Linked DNA regions of Homo sapiens: region 1 is linked to region 2. Evidence: read pairs that join two places in POLR2A ChIA-PET (ENCODE). Cell type or tissue: endothelial cell of umbilical vein. All regions are shown on one strand. Links, peaks and the distances in the headings refer to the core of each region. The heading gives the core; the rest is flanking DNA. Region 1 overlaps ZNF415 (zinc finger protein 415). Region 2 holds the start of LOC124904762 (a long non-coding RNA gene).

Region 1 (5,328 bases), core at 1-5,000, 64 kb after region 2:
CAGAAGTTCATGTCACAGGGTCAGGGTGAGACGGAATCTCAGTAGAGATGAGAAGGACTGAGGGAAGGCACGGGTCAATGTGAGCAAACGCGTCAGGCAGGATGCTTCAGACTCAGAGAAGATTTGCAGCTCCAAGGCATTGTCTCCCACCTTTCTGAAAAGAGGGAGACAGAATGATCCACACAGAATCTTTCTTTACCTGAGTAAAAGCCATTCCTGACTCCTTTGCTCTCCTCTTCTGGGTTTCTTCCTCATGTGCCAGGAGTCTTTGGAAGTCAATGCTGAATAACAACAACAAGTGCTGTTTATTGCTTAGAAACAACACACCCCCTCTTGTGTGACAAGCACACACATACACAGGGAGGAGCTCGCCCTGTGCAAAGACGGTCCTCTGCCGCCCACTACACCAGGGTGGCCCCAGGGACAAGAAACTCCTACAGGAAAACCAATACATGAGTCTTCTGACCCCTTTCTTCAGAACTCCCTCCCCTCCTGGAGAAGCTCACACACATGCTGCAGCAGTGGGGAGGAGACCCAGCCCTGATTAAACCCCATGCAGAGCACAGCCCCCTTTCCCTCTCTGGATCCCAGGCTGGGCTCAGCCCTCAGAAATAGAGGACACAGAGCCTTGGTGTTCAGGGCTGGATATAGATTAGAATCATGTTGGGCACTGTATTATCGAGGGTGGGTCCCAACCTGTGTGAATGGGAATCTCTGGGACAGGGATGGGGGCACAAGAGGTATATCTGCAAAGTACCCCAGCACTTTCATATGAAGCCAGGGGGTAGCTCTACTCACATGTGGTCAGCCCAGCATAGCCCCCACCTTCTGACTCTATTCTCCCCTTGAGACCTTGGTGTCATCAGGATCCAGACAGTGGAAGCAGAAAGAATCAAGAGAAGCATGCAGAGGAGGTAATATGGACCAGAGGTGGGGGTGAGGGTGTAGCTGGAGTGTGAAATGGGAAGTGGGTCACAGAAGTCCCCGCTGAGAAGGTGATATTGGAACCGAGACCTGGGGAAGGAGGGGTGTTTGCACCTGCAGCTGAGGGGCCAGCGAGTTCCAGCAGAGGCACAGCCCACGTGAAGGCCTTGAGGCAGGAGCAAGCTCGGCCCAGGAACAGGAAGGACGCATGCTTGGCTGGAGCAGAGGGAGCGAGGAGGACACAGGCAGGAGATGAGGTCAGAGAGGTCCTGGGAGGGCAGATCAGGCAGGGCAGATGCTGTCAAACATTTTTCTCCCACACCTCAAAAGAATTTTGGAAATGATGTATTTCCTCACCCATTTTAATTAAATATATAATATTTTCTTTATAAATTAACCCACTTACAATGTAAAATCTTATATATTTGAAAGTCCCACGAAATACATGGTCCCGCTCATCTGAGATGTGCAGGACTGCAGGGGAATGCATCTAGGGAGTCAGGAAGTCACTTTTGGACACCTGAAAGTGGAGATACCTGTTACATGTCCTAGCAGAAAGTTGAGGAGAAGGCTAGGCGCAGTGGCTCACACCTGTAATCCCACCACTTTGGGAGGCCGAGGCAGGTGGATCACCTGAGGTCAGGAGTTCGAGACCCACCTGACCAATGTGGTGAAACCCCATCTCTACTAAAAATACAAAAAAATTAGCCGGGCATGGTGGTAGGCACTGGTAATCCCAGCCACTTGGTAGGCTGAGGCAGGAGAATCGCTTGAACCCAGAGGGCAGAGGTTGCGGTGAGCCGAGATCGCGCCACTGCTACAGCCTGGGCAACAAGAGAAAAACTCCGTCTCAAAAAAAAAAAAGAGGTTTATTTGGCTCATGGTTCTGCAGGCTGTACAAAACACAGTGCCAGCATCTGCCTCTGATGAGGGCCTCAGGAAGCTTCCGTTTAGGGTGGAGGGTGAAGGGGCGCCAGCAGGGCAGACAAAATGGTGAGAGAGGAGACGAGAGAGAGAGAGAGAGAGAGGTCAGGCTTTTTGACAACCAGCTCTCAGGGGAACTAAGAGTCAGAACTCACTCCCTAGAGAATGACATCAAGCCATTCCCAAGAGATCTGCTCCCATGACACTCACCAGGCCCTACCTCCAACTTTGGAAATCACATTTCAACATGAGAGTTGGTGGGGCAAAACAAATCATATCCTAACAATTGCACATTCTGAGGCTATGAGTGGGGCTGGCGTGTGGTACACAATTGGAGGGTTAGTAGCAGCCAGGAGCAGGAACAGACCATTCCCAGTCACTACTGAGTAGGGATCCCAAGCCCTGAGACAGGTGGGTGGGTAAGTTGGAAAAGATCTCTTCCTTGCTTCCAGGGACTCAACGGTGAAAAAAACCAAGGCCTTTAAATGAGCAAAAAGAAGAAAGAAAATCTCCAGAGACAAGGTGCAGAATAGAAAAATAGGAGAATGGAAGAGGTGCGGGGCAGGAATTAAATGACACCAGGAATTCTGGCTGTATGTTTTCTCCAGGCTGTGGTCAGCTACACAGGGACAGAAGCAGAGTAACGGAGCTGGATGTGGGGATGTCTGGGAGAAACAAATGATTTAGTGCACTTGACTTGCAAATCATCTAGTAACTGAAAGGGTCTGTTTATGTCCAATTTTTTTTTTTTTGAGACGGAGTCTCACTCTGTCACCAGGTTGGAGTGCAGTGGCGTGATCTCGGCTCACTGCAACCTCCGCCTCCCGGGTTCAAGTGATTCTCCTCCCTCAGCCTCCCGAGTAGCTGGGATTACAGGCACATGCCACCATGCCCGGCTAATTTCTGTATTTTTAGTAGAGACGGGGTTTCACCATGTTGGCCAGGATGGTCTCGATCTCCTGACCTCATGATCTGCCCGCCTCAGCCTCCCAAAGTGATAGGATTACAGGTGTGAGCCACCGCGCCTGGCCTTTTTTTTTTTTTTAAACAGGATCTTGCTGTTGGCCAGGCTAGAGTGCAGTGATGTGATGCTGGCTCAGTGCAGCCTCGGCTTCCTGTGCTGAAGCAATCCTCCCACCTCAGCCTCTCGAGTAGCTAGGACTACAAGAGGCACGAGCCACCACATCTGGCTGATTTTTAAATTTTTTATAGAGACAAGGTGTCACTATGTTACCTAGGCTCGTCTCAAACTGGGCTCAAGTGAGCGTCCTGTCTCAGCCTCTGAAAGTGCTGGGATTACAGGCGTGAGCAACCATGCCTGCCATATCACTATCATTTTAAAAATAAACTGGAGCCAGGCGCGGTGGCTCACGCCTGTAATCCCAGCACTTTGGGAGCCCAAGCAGATCACGAGGTCGGGAGTTTGAGGCCAGCCTGATTAACATGGTGAAACCCCATCTCTACTAAAAATACAAAAATTAGCCGGACATGGTGGCACGCGCCTGTAGTCCCAGCTACTTGGGAGGCTGGGGCAGGAGAATTGCTTGAACCTGGGAGGCAGAGGTTGCAGTGAGCTAAGATCACGCCACTGCACTACAGCCTGGGCAAGAGTGAGACTCCATCTCAAAAAATAAAATAAAATAAAATAAACTGGATATGGTAGAGGCACATATTCTTTTGTTTTACCATTATTATTCCTGGTGTAGACAAAAAAAAAAAAAAAGAGCCTGGCACATGACGGAGTATTTGTTGAATAAATGAGCAGAATGATACAGGGTGACACTAGTGCACCCTCTGGTACGGTGTTCACTTTGAGGGACTGATGTGTGCAGGGGTCCTGTTTCACCTGAGGATTGTCTTCACCGAGAGTGAGAAGGGACCTGAGCAGGACCAGCTGAGGGGCAGAGCCAAGGGCCCTTCATGGAGACCACTCTGCTTACCAACCTGTGGAAGGGCAAGCGCAAGTCCACCCAGAAACACATCTGGCTGACTATGGGATCCCTGTCTGAGGCTCAGCAGACCCACGTGGCCAATAAAAGACCCTAAATTCTGCAAAAAGAAGAGTTTGTCTCTGTGCCCAGGCCCCTCCATGGAAAAAAGGTCCTGGGGTCTAAGATTTCTCACTTGGCAATGATGTTGGCTTGAATATTATTCACAGACCCAGATCCTTGGGTCTTGCGTGGGGCAAACTGACTGCAGAACTGCAGGAAGTGAGAGTCTGAACAGAGCAGCAGAAAGGCAGGCAGGAGACTTGAGGGAGGGGAGAAAGGAGAGACACAAGCAGACCAACCCCTCCTCTCCCTCAATCACCCGCCTAGGGAAGCATTAGTTTCCCATCATAGAGAGGACAATGGGGAAAGGGAGAAGCGTGTGCATAGGATGAGATGTGTGTTGGGTGGACAGAAAGACTCCTTTCCCTAAATGTGACCCCATTAGCTCACCCCATTCTATTGCACAAATTCCTGAGCGGAGGGGCACCCTGTGGGGATGAACACAGCTCTTCCTGCCTCCAGTTCCTGCGTCTCCCTGCCATGACCAGGGCTGTAACCCTCCAACTCCCTTCCCAGGGCCCCGTGGCCCCTCTGCACTGGAGAAAGGTCCATGTTCCACAGCGGGTTTCAAGGACCTTGCCCCTCAGCTCCCCAGCTGCCTTGTGACTCTGTGACTCTGTTATCTTGGAATAAACAGGGAGAGGCCACCGGCCTGGCTGCAAGAATGTGGCAGCTTTATCTTCCCAAGGACAGTCCCAGTGGAAGCCTTTGGGCCGCAGGTCAGTGTGCTGTGTTTCACTCTGATTCTTGGAGAAATCTTTCCCTTACTCTGGGACCCTGATAATCACTCCCTCTTGAGTTGCACCCACAGACGCCCCCACAACAAACCCTCCCTAATGAAAGCCATCTGCGCCTGATTCTTAGGATCCCCGTTGCCCTCTGGACTCAGACACGCTTACAAACTCCCATGGGGTCTTGCACTCCCCAGATAGTCCATAAAGGTCAGGCACTGCCTGAGGACACAGGGTTTATAGAAGCCCGGCTACGAAATTTCGCAAGTCCCAGTAACAATGAAATAATACACATAAATATCTTAGGGTCTCACTGACCCACGACAATGTATTTATTTCCACTCATAGTGACTCCACCCCACACAAAAGTACCACCAAAGCCTACCAATAAAACAGAGATGTCTCTAATGATGCACGTGCCCCAATGAGATCCTAATATCTTCCAAGAAAACACTCCAAACTGTTATTTCTATCTTTCAAAATGCATCTGAAAGCTTCCTGATCGGCCGGGCGTGGTGGCTCCCACCTGTAATCCCAGCACTTTAGGAGGCTGAGGCAGGCAGATCACGAAGTCAGGAGATCGAGACCATCCTGGCCAACATGGTGAAACCCCGTCTTTACTAAAAATACAAAAATTAGCTGGGTGTGGTGGCGCGTGCCTGTAGCCCCAGCTACTCGGGAGGCTGAGGCACGCGAAT
Region 2 (5,375 bases), core at 280-5,279:
GGGCGCAGGGGAAGCGGTGACTGCGAAGGGGAGGCCTGGGGAGCAGCAGGGCCCGGCACGAGGAGGAGGGAGGTGGGGGGCGACGGCGCCTTAGGACAGGGTAGGGTCTGCAGGAGCCTAGGACCAGGCGGAGGACGCGGTCTGCGGCGCTGCGCTCCAGGGCCGACGACGGAGAGGCTGGGAGGCGCTCAGGACGGGAATCCACCTCGCAGGTGAGGACTTTAAAAAGCGCGGGGCGGGAGGAGGGGTCAGGAAAGGGTTTTATGCGGGAAGAAGACGCGAATGGCAGGGGACAGGGACTGGTCTCAGAGCGAGTTTTACCCACATGGCGAGGTCCGTATTTACCTCGGGTGAAGGGCGCGATGCGGGGATTTTAAGGTCAGCAGAGCGGGTGTGGAAAAGCGGGACGGCGAATCGAAGGCTTAATCTACACCTAGGCACACTCTTGCTCGGCGGTGTCACCTTCACACACCGCGATCCGCTTCCGGGACTCCAAGAAACTGCACGTGCGCGCAGAGCCCGGGTAGCCTGGGGCGGAGCCCGGGGAGAGGCGGGGTCTGCAGAGGGACCGCGGGGGCGGGGCCTGTGCAGTTGTAAGGTAAAAAGCATAGAGTTGTGTGGGCCCCTTCTGTTGGAAAGCAAAATGTTTTCTTCCCACCAAGATGAAAACGGTTTATCTCAAAACTATTTTTGCCAGCAGGTTGGACCCGATCCTGCTAGGGAGTCTCCTGCAGCTCAGCGGTCTGGGAACTGCGAATTCGGTGGGGGGAGGGGGGTCCAGGAGGAGCAGTGAGTGATTGGATCCAGGAAAGTTCCTGCAATTCAAATTAATTGGAGTAACTTACTTTAAAAGCCCTGAAATTATCTGTGAAGGGGTTGCAAACTAGACTGTGAAATGCAAAACTGCCCGGAACAAATGTGATACGTAATGCTATTGCCCAAAGGATCCTCCTTTCCATTTCTATCCCATACCTATCTCAGGGGAAGAGTCAAGTCTGTGCTTCCAGAGACTTTTATAGGACAACACCTGGACCGTGGGCTGTGGACCGTGGAAGGCTAAAACCCGCAGTAAGCCAGATCACCAACTGCTGCTTTAAAACACGCAATAACTTTTAAAAAAAAATAGATATGAATTGTATTGTTCTTCCTTATACTTGTTATTCGGTTCCACGGTTGACAAAACCTCAAATAACTTTGAGATAAACTTTTTTTTTTTTTTTTTGAGATGGAGTCTCGCTCTGTCCCCCAGGCTCCTGGAATACAATGGCGCGATCTCGGTTCACTGCAACCTCTGCCTCCCAAGCTCAAGCGATTCTCCTGCCTCAGCCTCTGGACTAGCTGGGATTACAGGCGCGTGCCACCACGCCCGGCTAATTTTTGTTTTTAGTGGAGACGGGGTTTCACTATGTTGGCCAAGCTGGTCTCAAACTCCTGACCTCAAGTGATGCGCCCACCTCGGCCTCCCAAAGTGCTGGGATGACAGGCATCAGCCAAGGAGCCCGGCCGAGATAAACTTTCTTTAAATCATACTATGCTTAAATCGATAATATCTAAACTTTTTTTTTTTTTTTTTTTTTGAGATTGAGTTTCGCTGTTGTTGCCCAGGCTGGAGTGCAATGGCGCGATCTCGGCTCACTGCAACCTCCGCCCCCCGGGTTCAAGCGATTCTCCTGCCTCAGCCTCCCGAGTAGCTGACCACCACACCTGGCTATTTTGTATTTTTAGTAGAGACAGGGTTTCTCCATGTTGGACAGGCTGGTCTGGAACCCCCAACTTCAGGTGTTCCACCCGCCTCAGCCTTCCAAAGTGCTGGGATTACAGGCGTAAGTCACTGCGCCCGGCACTTTTTTTTTTTTTTTCTTTTTAAGATTAGGAAACAGACGTCAGAAGCAGCCAAATCAGGTCTGTAAGGTGGATGCCTAATGATTTCTCATTGCAACCCACTGTTGCAAAACTGCCGTTGTTTAATTAGAGGAATGACCAGGAACATTGTCATGGTGGAGAGGGACGCTGGTGAAGTTTCCCTGGACATTTTTCTGCTAAAGCTTTGGGTAACTTTCTCAAAAATGCTCTAAAAATAAATAAGTGTTATTCTATGTCCCTCTAGAAAGTCGACAAGCAAAATGCCTTGTGCATCCCCCACCGCCAAAAAAAAAAAAAAAAAAAAAAAAAAAAACTATTGCCATGAACTTTGTTCTTCACCGCTCAGCTTATTTTAATTAATTAATTATTGAGAAAGAGTCTCACTCTGTTGCCCAGGCTGGAGTGCAGTGGCGCAATCATGGTGCACCACAACTTTTACCTCCTGGGCTTAAGTGATCCTCCTACCTCAGCCTCTCAAGTAGCTGGAACCACAGGCACACAACACCATGCCTGGCTAATTGTTTTATAATTTTTTGTAGATACAGAGTCTCCTTATGTTACCTAGGCTGGTCTTGAACTCCTAGGCTCAAGCAATCATTCTGCCTCCATCTCCCAGAATGCTGGGATTACAGGTGTGTGCCACAGAGCCAAGGTTCACTGGTCAGCCTTTTGCTTTGACTGGACTATTTCCACCTCTTGGTAACCATTGCTTTGATTGTGGTTTTTTCAGCATTGTACTGGTAAAGCCATGTTTCGTCTTCTGTTAAAATTCTCCTAAGCTACCTGGAGTTCACACAGCTGCACTATTCCTTTATTTTTTTATTATTATTATTTTTTGAGACAAAGGTTCACTCTGTTGCCCAGGCTGAAGTGCACTTGTGCAATCTCGGCTCACTGCAACCTCCACCTCTTTGGTTCAAGTGATTCTCCTGCCTCAGCGTCCCAAGTAGCTGGGATTACAGGCATGTGCCACAACGCCCGGCTAATTTTTTTTGTATTTAGTAGAGACGGGGTTTCATCATGTTGGTCAGGCTGGTCTCGAACTCCTGGCCTCAAATGATCCACCTGCCTTGGCCTCCCAAATTGCTGGGATTACAGGCATGAGCCACCTCACCCGGCCCTGTACCGTTCCATAGAAAGAGCTTGTGTATGGCCGGGTATGTTGGCTCATGCTTGTAATCCCAGCACTTCGGGAGGCCAAGGCAGATGGATTACTTGAGCTCAGGAGTTCAAGACCAGCCTGGGCAACATGATGAAACCCCATCTCTACCAAAAAAAAAAAAGAAAAAAAAAAAAAAGAGGAGGAAAAAATAAAGAGCTCATGTAGACCAGGTGCAGTGGCTCACACCTGTCCACCATTTCCCAACTGAGCTACTGCAGCTCCCTACCTCCTGGGAGCAAGCTACCTAGGAGACACTCCATCACCCCCTTCCCTGTTTTGGCTGGGCCACACCCCTGGCTACTTAAAGCCCGAAAACACAGTGCGTGAATCAACCTCGTTGGGTTTTGGACATGTAAGTTACCTGAGCTACCCACCACATATATACCTCTTCAACGTAACTCCTTGCTTGCTGTTGGACACTGGTGGGAACGGTGCATCTTATAGCCAGAGCTCTGTGTCACCCTGTAACATGAACTGCCCATTCTCACTCGGGTGCTCACAAACCTTATCGATAAAATTGGACAGGCTCAATAGAGCTCAACTATAAAATGGAACTGGCATATTCAAGATGAGGCACAGCAGAACCTCAAGGGACCAGTATACTCCATGAACAAATGGGTAGCTTACAAGAAGGGGTCAAACAGTCCTTAAAGGATCCTCTGGCTCCTCTTGTGGCTACCTGGGACCCAAGATTCACATATATGCCCACCAAGTGTATGGCATGGTTTACTGATGTCTCTGCAAAACAATAAACACACAGGGTCTACTGGGCTTCAGCCCAGTGGATGGCCATTCTTTGACCCAGTGAATGGCCATTCAGCCAGTGGATGGCCATTCTTGACTAAGACTAGACATAGACATTCTGCCTAATTAGCCAAACTGCATGCATTGGTAATGGCCCTGCAGGCCACGTCCACCACCATATCTCATCACATTTTCATGACTCATGAGCCATGCAGACTTGTGTGGAACCCTTTAATGCTGCAGGACAGCCAGGGGCTCCTTTGGTTCACCCAATCTTCGAAACTGTTGTATTAAGACCTTTGTTTCAACTTCATCAATTTCCATTTCCATTTTACTCATCCCGTTTTTTTTTTTTTTTTTTTTGAGACAGGCTCTCGCTCTCTCACCCAGGTTGGAGTGCAGTTGTCCAATCACTGCTCACTGCAGCCTCAAACTCCTGGGCTCAAGTGATCCTCCCATCCTGGCCTCCTGAGTTAGCTGGGCCCACAGAAGTTCACCACCACACCTGACTAATTTTTGTATTTTTTTGTAAAACAGGGTTTCGCCATGTTGCCCAGGCTGGTCATCCCATTTCTTAATTACCATCTAAAGATTTCCACTCTGCTGGGAGGAGAGCCATGACTCTCCCCTACCTTTCCCCGCTTAGTTTCATTTTATGAATGCTTTTTTTTTTTTTTGAGACGGAGTCTCGCTCTGTCGCCCAGACTGGAGGAGTGCAGTGGCACGATCTTGGCTCACTGCAAGCTCCCCATTCCAGGTTCAAGCCATTCTCCTGCCTCAGCCTCCAGAGTAGCTGGGATTACAGGTGTGCGCCACCACACCCAGCTAATTGTTTTGTATTTTTAGTAGAGACAGGGTTTCACTGTGTAGGCCAAGCTGGTCTCGACCTCCTGACCTCAAGGGATCCACCCGCCTCGGCCTCCCAAAGTGCTGGGATTGCAGGTGTGAGTCACCATACCCAGCCTGTGAATGCTTGCTTTATTCACCTTTTTTCTTAATGACGATTTTAAAATTTCCACCTTCATGAGGAGAAGTCCTTTGAATCTCAACTATTTTCCCCCATCCATTCTCTTCTTAATTAACTTGATACTGTTAATTGGCACTTGAAAGTTCCAACAGGAGATGTGGAGACAGCAAATTTGATAAGGCTTCCTGAGCTGTCTTTTGGTTTTGTAGAAGTAAGGTACCGTGGGATGTATACATTAAAGGAACAACCTTATTTTTCTCCCCTTCCTTGCTTGTAGTTCTCAAGAATAACTTCAGAATGTTATTCTGAAGGTAACACCCTGAAATATGAAGAAACTGGCCAAAGCAGCCGGGCTCCATTCCAGAGCCCCCTGCCCCCCTTTCAAAGAACAGGATGTCCTTCAGTGCTTTAGGGCGGCTCATCACGAGGCCATGTGCCATAAAACCTAGGGTGGGTGCTCTCTGGGGTCCCTCAGCATCAGTGCCGGTGGGACACCAGTAGATGAGACTCCATCTTCCCCAAGCAGTTTTCCTGAGCCTTGGGGGACCAGCTTGCAATGAATCAGTCCTAGGCTTCTACTGCCCCTTGTTGCCTGTCAGTAGTCAACTCACTTTATTGAACTTGTGTGCATGGGTTCTG

The links. ChIA-PET counts read pairs that join two places held together with the same protein. Peaks named below come from ENCODE experiments on the same cell type or tissue, not always from the same donor. Only the 100,000 strongest peaks of a DNase experiment are listed, where the experiment ranks them.
Region 1: POLR2A ChIA-PET joins it to region 2 with 10 read pairs; 4 of 35 experiments call an interaction of 5 or more read pairs at or near these places.

The regions. Positions count from the first base shown.
Region 1 is chr19:53,122,463-53,127,790 of GRCh38, forward strand. ZNF415 (zinc finger protein 415) reads right to left here. Exons shown (of 4, transcript NM_018355.4): 2 at 200-281. The coding sequence starts at 214. Among named protein-coding and RNA genes, the nearest start is that of ZNF415, 7.8 kb to the right of the region's middle. In endothelial cell of umbilical vein, for the core only: no CTCF peak of the experiment used is centred there; no DNase peak of the experiment used is centred there.
Region 2 is chr19:53,057,981-53,063,355 of GRCh38, forward strand. LOC124904762 (a long non-coding RNA gene) reads right to left here and starts at 1,240. Exons shown (of 2, transcript XR_007067330.1): 1 at 346-1,240. In endothelial cell of umbilical vein, for the core only: no CTCF peak of the experiment used is centred there; no DNase peak of the experiment used is centred there; H3K27me3 peaks cover 170 bases.